Linked DNA regions of Homo sapiens: region 2 is linked to region 1. A link is an interaction called in ENCODE POLR2A ChIA-PET data of the cell type or tissue named here. Cell type or tissue: Caco-2. All regions are shown on one strand. Each heading gives the region's core, and the rest is flanking DNA. Links, peaks and the distances in the headings are about the cores only.

The links. Peaks named below come from ENCODE experiments on the same cell type or tissue, not always from the same donor. Only the 100,000 strongest peaks of a DNase experiment are listed, where the experiment ranks them.
Region 2: POLR2A ChIA-PET joins it to region 1 with 6 read pairs; 3 of 35 experiments call an interaction of 5 or more read pairs at or near these places.

Annotation. Positions count from the first base shown.
Region 1 is chr15:76,343,278-76,347,666 of GRCh38, forward strand. LOC124903532 reads right to left here and starts at 147. Exons shown (of 1, transcript XM_047433420.1): 1 at 1-147. The coding sequence starts at 147. RefSeq lists an enhancer at 2,869-3,370 and a silencer at 3,378-3,547. In Caco-2, for the core only: no CTCF peak of the experiment used is centred there; a DNase peak (open chromatin) is centred at 2,674; H3K4me3 peaks cover 1,957 bases.
Region 2 is chr15:76,587,318-76,591,706 of GRCh38, forward strand. The region is part of intron 22 of SCAPER (S-phase cyclin A associated protein in the ER); the gene reads right to left. Among named protein-coding and RNA genes, the nearest start is that of MIR3713, 2.9 kb to the left of the region's middle. In Caco-2, for the core only: no CTCF peak of the experiment used is centred there; a DNase peak (open chromatin) is centred at 1,974.

The DNA of each region.
Region 1 (4,389 bases), core at 281-4,280:
GAATGGCCCCTGGATATGCCGTGCCCAGGTCACTTGGTGTGACATTTCAAACCCCTGCGACTTGTTTTCTTGAAAACTGGCTTTAGTGATCGCAGGAAATAACCGAGAGATACTGAATCTCCAGTAGGCCTCCGGGCAACCGCGCATACACAAAAACAAAAAACCCCAAAAGAAAGAAAGAAAAAAAACCCACGGAGGCTCAGGTTTTACTCTTTACAAATATTTAACCCTTTGGCAGCCTGGGACAGTTCTTTTCCAAGACCAGCCTTCACTTAGTGGACTGAGGGAGCTTCCCGACTACCAGTTAGTCCACCGCTGTTGTAAGAACATCTGGCGTTGAGTTGTCGTTTCCCTGTCCCTCGAGTTAAGCGACCCACAAGCATATCCTTCTTTGTCCAAGGTTTGTTTTGAAAGTGGGCAACGCCCTAACTGGGTAGGGGATAGTTGCCATCTTAGCTTAGGTAGGGGCTGGCAAGGAAAACGTGTCTGGGGGGCCCTGTAGTCTTCAGATAGAAAAGTAGGTGCCTTCTGTTAGCCATGGCTGCTTGGATGGCCAAAGGCCACTGTGGGTTTTTCAGCAGCGCTTTTAGCAGAATTCCTTCACACTGCCCCCACCCCACTTGCAGATGATGGAAGGCTTGCTGGCAATTACTGAAAGAAAATGGGAGGTGGGAAAATGGAGCTGCATTTATATTTTACTTCCTGAATGTCAAGGTGATGCTGGCACAAATATTAAAGGGAACATTCCCCTTCTTTGGGATATAGGAAATGCTGCTGCAAACTTAGAGATAAGGGAAGAGATATGCAGAGTTAATGAGGACCAGCTTTACCTCTCAAGTGCCCAGAAATGGCTTTAATAATCAGGTCTGGGTTCTTTGAGGCTTCCTTTCTTTAACTTAGACCATTCCTTCCCAACAGAAATACAGATTTCTCCTTTTACCTTCTGGCTGGCCATTAGATAGGGGGCTAAAACTTCGAATAAATCTCACTGTCAAAAACTTTTGATTTATCCAGAATATTTGGGTTTTCTCATTTTTTTTAAAAAGGAAATAACAGGTTATTGAATAAAGAATTTCATTAATGGTTAATTAGCTCTGAATTTTTGCTTTTGACAGATTGCAGCGTTTTAACGCTATGAATGGAAACGTCTACATTAGTTATCTCAACATCTAATTAGTTATCTCTTTCCTCATCATCCATGAATCAAAAATCAAATTCCTCTTTTTGTTATTTATATGATTGTGTCTGTCTTTTTTGAATATTGGGAAGTTACCTAGATAAAAGTGGTTATTGTGTGTTAAGATTCCTGCATCTCTCTGTATCACTGTACAAAACATTACAAGCTTTTCTCTTCCATAGTTGCTACCCACCCAAAGGGGTGCATCGTTTTCTATGTGGGTTTCCAGGGAAAGGATTCAACTCTGAAGCCTTATTACAGTGGTCCCTAGTGAGGTGTCACATCTACGCTTGGTTAGTTACATTAATAAATATCAGTTTTACGGGTTCCCAAGTCATCTTTAAACATCTTTTGTAATACAGTAGGGATTTCCCCATAAATTAAATTACCTGTAACAATGACAAGTGTTGTATTTTATACTTACTGAACTTTTAATATGAGATACCCAATTGCATAGTAAAAAATTCAATAAAAGAGGCCATAGGTGGAAAGTGGGAGTTATTTAGCTAGATTCACTTTAGAATACGATTTTCTCAGAAGACTTAACTATTAATTTGGATAGCTCTATGCAATTGAGGAAGGAAAGGGATTCCCAGAGATAGACAGTTTATGGCTATAAGTTTTTACACAAAATTTAATACATATTGAAAGACTGCATAATTCTGGGAAATTCAGAGTCCCTGTGGCAGTATTCCCAACAAACTTTAATATTTAATGGATTGTGGAACAGAAATCAGGCTTTGTGTTTTGAATATGGAATAACAAAGCTCAATTTTGTCAGAGCTGCCAATACAGGGTTTAAATGGATATTGTCTAAGATTGTTCTCTAGAAAATTTGAGGTTCTACCTCTTCTGCCTAGGGGAGGACACAGATGGCCACACATTTAGTTAGCTGTGCTTTCTCATGGGTGTTCACCAAAGAGAGTAAGAGAATTAGCCAAATAGCAGCATGCTAGAGAGAGAAACAATGGATGAATATTTGCAGAGAAGTTCCCAGGGGAGTGGTGATAAAAGCAGGAAATTCAGAGTTTATGAAGCTGATGCGGGAAAGATTAGAGGCTTTTAAATCGGGGTCTGATTGATGTAAAAGTAAACTTTCTTGAAAATACTGGGATTCAGTGCAGTAATGAGGATTGTGTGGCCAAGTACAGACTAGCACCTTGTTGATGGAGACTGTGCATGAAAGATGCAGATGAATAGAGCTAGATTGAGAGTAGTAATGAGAGCAAGAAAGGGCACAAGGAAATACTCCATTGGGATCCAGATGTGGAGTTGGGTAGGGAGCGGCTCAATGTATACAACACATTTGGGGCCCCAGCAACAATCCAGCCAGAGAGGCGGGAGTGCAAGGTGAATCCAGCCATCCGCCTCGGTACCTCCTGGTCCGGAAGGTCAGAGCCAGCGGGGGAGTGGGTCAAGGCGTAAGCCCAGGGGCCGGCAGGAGCTCAGGAAGGCCGGTTCCCCGTTGGGAAAGAGCGTGTTTAAGTTAAGGCGTGGTTTGAGAGTAGCTAACCAGAGATCAGGTCAGCTGTTAGGGCGTGGGGGAGGGAGGGGGCAGGGAGCAGGGACGAGGAAGTGGAAGAATAGGGGATTGTGAGGAGTGATTTCTTTCCAGATTATCGAGACTCAAGACTTTCCAGAACGTGGCAAAGAGCCCTGGAAGAAATGTCCCAGGAACGCCGCGGTCAGGACCGAGGCTCCCCGGGGCCAGGTTCAGGGTTCGAGGTCCCAGCCTCGCAACTGCTGGCGTCTGGAGGGCGGGAGAGTGGCCGGGCCCGAAGCTGCGGCTCCGACGTACAGTTGCGAGTCTGGGGCGGTGGGCCCCGCAGAGCTCCGGGGGAAGGGAGCCGCCGCCGCTGCGGGGAATTGGCTTGGGCAACGCCGCTGAGTGTTCAAACGTCGCTGCTCCCGGGCCTTGGGCAGCCTCTCCTACCTGACCCAAATTCTGGGCTGCAAAGCCCGGGCGAAGTTGTCGCTTTCACTCCGAATACGCCCAGTCGCACCGTCAACTTCATAGGCTGGGCCCGGCAGAGGCCTTTCGCCTCCGCCCAGCGGTCTCCGCTGCGGCCCCTCAGCCTCTGGAGAGCCGGGGGGCGGCCCTCGCCCCGGCAGAAAGCAACCTGTGGCGGCACTGCGTCCCCGCGAGCTACAACCAGACGCGGCCGCGCTCACCTGGGCGTTGCGCTCCCCCGAGCCCCGGAGAGTTTAGAAGCCGTAAAAGCCCGGGGAGCTGGAGCTTAAATCGCCCGGACCGGGCCGGGGCGCCCGAAAGCAGTGAACTCGAGACCCCCAGGAACCGCGTGCGCCGGGAGGCACCGGGACGCTCCCGGGCCCGAGCCGCGCAGGCTCCCGGCTGGGTGGGGCCTGGGTTTGCTTCTTACGCCTCCTCCTCTCCGGGACGAGGGGGCAATGAGACCGTTCAATTAAATGTTTAATTGAGAATTCTGGTATGGTTTCTGGGAGGTTAGTCACAGCTGTCTCAATTATTTATGGCTTTTGGCAAATTTCCGACCAGATAAGTATATTCTATTGTGAAGCATCTTGCAGGAAATCTTATAAATACTTGATGATTCCTTTCAGCTGCAAGGATCCTGCGTCCGAGAGCGCGGGGCCAGCGAGCTTTGGGAACTCCTATCCCTAGTGTGGAAGGAGCCTGCGGCCGACACTTGCCTCCGTACCCCGGGGCCGCTCGCTGGGCCCGCGGCAGCCCCCGCCTGGGAGGAGCATTGGGGGCGCCAGGGGCTACCCCTCGGTCTCGCAGGCGCGGAACTCAGCCCGGCCCTGCGGCTCCGGGAGTTGCTGAGCACTCGCGGCCAGCGGCTGGAGTCCTGGGTCCCGCTCTCTGGTGCCCGGCGGCGGAGTCGCCACGCGAGGCTGGAGGGGTGGCCCTAAAGCCCGTCCCTCTGGCTTGGAGCTGCGGGTCCCCGCCCTCGAGCCGGAGCGCCGCGCTGGACACCCGCGGGGTGGGGGCTCGGCTGGGCTGAGCCACGGAGACGCCAGGGTCCCGCGGTGGCGGGGGCGCCGATCGCACTTGGAGGAGCTTTTTTTTTTTTAATCATACCTTTTAATTTTCTGTTTGCAAAGAAGTAAAAAATAGCAAATATGTAACCCGGCAGCTCTGTGAGGCTCCAAAAAGAAGGGTCCAGAACACTAGGTGGGTAAGTTTGCTTTTGAAAAACATACAACTTCTGTATTTTCCAGTCCCTCCCCGC
Region 2 (4,389 bases), core at 167-4,166, 240 kb after region 1:
TTCTTCTGCTGGGTTTGGGTTTGGTTTGTTCTTGTTTCTCTAGTTCATTGAGGTGTGATCTTAGATTGTCTATTTGTGCTCTTTCAGACTTTTTGATGAAGGCATTTAAGACTATGAACAACTTTCCTCTTTGCTGTATCCCAGAGATTTTGATAGGCTGTGTCACTGTTATTGTTCAGTTCAAAGAATATTTAAATTTCCATCTTGATTTCATTGTTGACCCAATGATCATTCAGGAGCAGGTTATTTAATTTCCATGTATTTGCATGGTTTTGAAAATTCCTTTTGGAGTTGATATCCAATTTTATTCCACTGTGGTCTGACAGAGTACATGATATAATTTCAGTTTTCTTAAATTTATTGAGACTTGTTTTGTGGCCTATCATATGGTCTACATTGGATAAATTTCCATACAACTGATTAATAGAATGTATATTCTGTGGCTGTTGGGTAGAAATATCTGTTAAGTCCCTTTGTTCTAGGATATAGTTTAAATACATGGTTTCCTTGTTGACTTTCTGTCTTGATGACCTGCCTAGTGCTGTCAGTGGAGTACTGAAGTCCCCCACTATTACTGTGCTACTGTCTTTCTCATTTCTTTTTCTTTTCTTTTTTTTTTTTTAAGACAGAGTCTTGCTCTGTCGCCCAGGCTGCAGTGCAGTGGCACAATCTCAGCTCACTGCAAGCTCTGCCTCCCAGGTTCACACCATTCTCCTGCCTCAGCCTCCCGAGTAGCTGGGACTACAAGCGCCCACCACCATGCCTGGCTAATTTTTTGTATTTTTTAGTAGAGACGGGGTTTCACCGTGTTAGCCAGAATGGTCTTGATCTCCTGACCTCGTGATCTGCCTGCCTCAGCCTCCCAAAGTGCTGGGATTACAGGCGTGAGCCACCGCGCCCGGCCCTGTCTCTCTTATTTCTTAGGTAGCAGTAGTTGTTTTATAAATTTGGGAGCTCCAGTGTTAGGTGCATATATGTTTAGGATTGTGATATTTTCCTGTTGTACAACATCTTTCATCATTATATAATGTCCCTCTTTGTCTTTTTCAATCGCTGTTGCTTTGAAGTTTGCTTTGTCTGATATAAGAATAGCTACTCCTATTCGCTTTTGGTTTCCATTTGCATGGAATGTCTTTTTCTACCCCTTTACCTTAAGTTTATGTGAGTCCTTATGAGTTAGGTGAGTCTCTTGAAGTCAGCAGACGCTTGGTTAGTGAATTCTTACCCATTCTGCAATTCTGTATCTTTTGAGTGGAGCATTTAGGCCATTTACATTCAACGTGAGTATTGAGATGTGAGGTACTATCCCATTTGTTGTGCTGTTGGTTGCCTGTATAACTTGTTTGTCTTTAAATTGTATTTTTGTTTTATAGGTCCTGTGAGATTTACGCTTTAAAGAGGTTCTATTTTGATGTGTTTCTAGGATTTGCTTCAAGATTTAGAACTCCTTGGCCAGGTGTGGTGGCTAGTGTGATTTTTGGGGGGGGTGTTAAAGAACCTTGTTTTGCCATATTACCAGAATTGTTTTTCTGGTTCTTTTTCATTTGGGTAGGCTATGTCAGAGGGAAGATCTGGCACTCAAGGCTGCTGTTCAGATTCTTTTGTCCCATGGGCTGTTCCCTTGATGTAGTACTCTCCACCTTTTCCTAGGGATGTGGCTTCCCGAGAGCTGAACTGTAGTGATTGTTCTCTTCTGGATCTAGCCACACAGCAGGACTACCAGGCTCCAGGCTGGTACTGGGGGGTATCTGCACAGATATCTCTAATGTGAACTGTCTTCAGGTCTCCCAGCTGTGGAGATGGCAAGGGAATGAAATGGACTCTGTGAGGGTCCTTAGTTGCAGTCGTTTAATACACTAGTTTTGTGTTGTTTGGTCTCCTGCCAGGAGGTGGCATTTTCAAGAGAGGATCAGCTGTAGTAGTATAAGGGAGGATCTGGCGGTGGGTGGGGCCCAAGAACAGCTAACAGAATATGACCTTTGTCTTCAGCTACCAGGGTGGGTAGTGAAGAACCATCAGGTGAGGGCAGGGTTAGGCATGTCTAAGCTCAGATTCTCCTTGGGTGGGGCTTGCTGCGGCAATGGAGTTATGTTCCCAGGAGGATTATGGCTGCCTCTGCTGTGTCATACATGTTGTCAGGGAAGTGGGGAAAAGCTGACAGCCACAAGCCTTCCCCGGCTCCCATGCAACCCAAAAGGCTGGTGTCACTCCCACTGTGCCCCCTGCAACAGCACTAAGTTTGTTTCCAGGCAGTGGGCAAGCTCAGCTGAGAACATGCCCCAGGCTACCAGCCTCCCAGCTGAGAAAGCAAGGAGGGCTTTCACACCTCCTTGCCTGTTGAGTCTGCACACTGGATTCATGCTCTCCCTCAAGTTCTGGCCAGGAGACTTCGCGTTTGGTTGGAATTGTTACAAAGTTCTGCTGGAGGTTTCCTTCTCCCTGTGGTCTTTTCCCAGTTCCTCTGGCAGCCCTCTGGAAGGACCCCTGTGAGACAAGTCAAAAATGGCTTCCCTGGGGATGCAGAGAGCCCACAGGGTTTCTGCCGTGGCCTCCTCTACCCCTGTATTTCATGCTGCTCTCTAAATTGACTCAGCTCCAGGTAAGGTCAAATCCTTCTTCCACGATCTGGAACTTCAGGTTCCCCTGTGTGTGTTTGGGGGTGGACCATCCTCCTTTCCCACTTTCACAATTTGGGCACTCACAGTATTTGGACTGTCTCCCAGTGGATCGTAGGAGCAATCCACTTCCTTCAGAGGGTCTGTGGATTCTCTCGGCTTTGCTGGTATATTCCTGCAGTAGTTCTTGGAGCAAAAGTTCAACAGTGCAAGTCTCCACACACACTGCTCTGTCTGTCCAAGTGGGAACTGCAATTTAGTCCCGCCTCCTATCTGCCATTTTCGAGTGTGACTAGATAGAATGTTATAAGTTGGAAATGGAGGCTTGGATGAAAATTAAGTCTGATTTTTAACTCATGAACTAAAATACAAGTTTATATATTTGAATAAGCAGCCTATGAAAACATGGAAAATGTATTTTTTTCAATAGCATCCTATTTAAGGGAAAGAGAATGTCATAACTGTTGGCAGAGTGTAAATACACTATAAAAAATTACAAGGTTCTATTAAAATCAGAATGCACATAGACTTTGGCCCAAAAAATTTCATTTCTAAGCAAGACTGGGTACATAATTTGCATGGCTATTATTAAAAAGACAAAAAAACAGATGTTGATGGGGATGCAGAAAAAAGGGAATGCCTATATAATGTTGGTGGGAATGTAAATTAGCACAACCTCTATGGAAAACAGAATGAATATTTCTCAAAGAACTACAAATGGAACTGCCATTTGATCCAGCAATCCCACTACTGGATGTCTACCCCAAGGAAAAGAAATCATTTTATCAAAAAGATACCTGCACTTGTATGTTTATCACAGTTTATTCGATATAGGAAAGATATGGAATCAACCTAAGTGTCCATCAACAGATGACTGGATAAAGAAAATGTGATACATACACACAAGGAAATACTATTCAGTCATTTAAAAAATGAAATCATGTATGTTTGCAGCAACATGAGTGGAACTGAAGGCCATTATTTTAAGTGAAATAATTCAGAAACAGACAAATACTGCATCTTCTTTCTTCTAAGTGGGAGCTAAATAATGTGTACACATGGACATAGAGTGTGGACTGATAAACAATGAAGACTCATAACTGCAGGCGAGGTGGTGAATGATGAGAATGACTTAATGGGTATAATGTACATTTTATCAGTGATGGATACACTAAAAGCCCAGACTACACCACTATGAAATATATCTTTGTAACAAAGTTGCACTTGTACCTCAACCCTTAAATTTATACAAATTAAAAAAAAGAAAAAGAAAAATGCAGGGTCCTTCATTCAAATGTATTAACAATTTCAAGACAGCAATAGTCGACTTAAACCAGGGTGGAACCCTTCCGAGTGCAGGCTGCACGCCCAGGAGGACAGTTTGGTTTTCTGCCCTGCAAAATTACATATATACAATGTCATATAAATAAAGTTCTTGTCTGTGGCAATAACAAAAACAATGGAAAGGGGAAAAATATATGTGGACAACAATAGAGTAATTCTTGAATATATTACAGAATATTCTTTTAATATATCTACATATTTTTGAGACAGGGTCTCGCTCTGTTGCCCAGGTTGGAGTGCAGAGGTGCAATCATGGCTCACTACAGCCTCAACCTCTTGGGCTCAAGTGAGTCTCCCACCTCAGCTTTCTGAGTAGCTGGGATTACTGGCACATGTCACCATGTCTGGCTACTTTTTGCATTTTTTTTGTAGAATACTCAAACAATAGAATACTATGTATCACTACTAAAGTAAAAAAGTACACAAAATA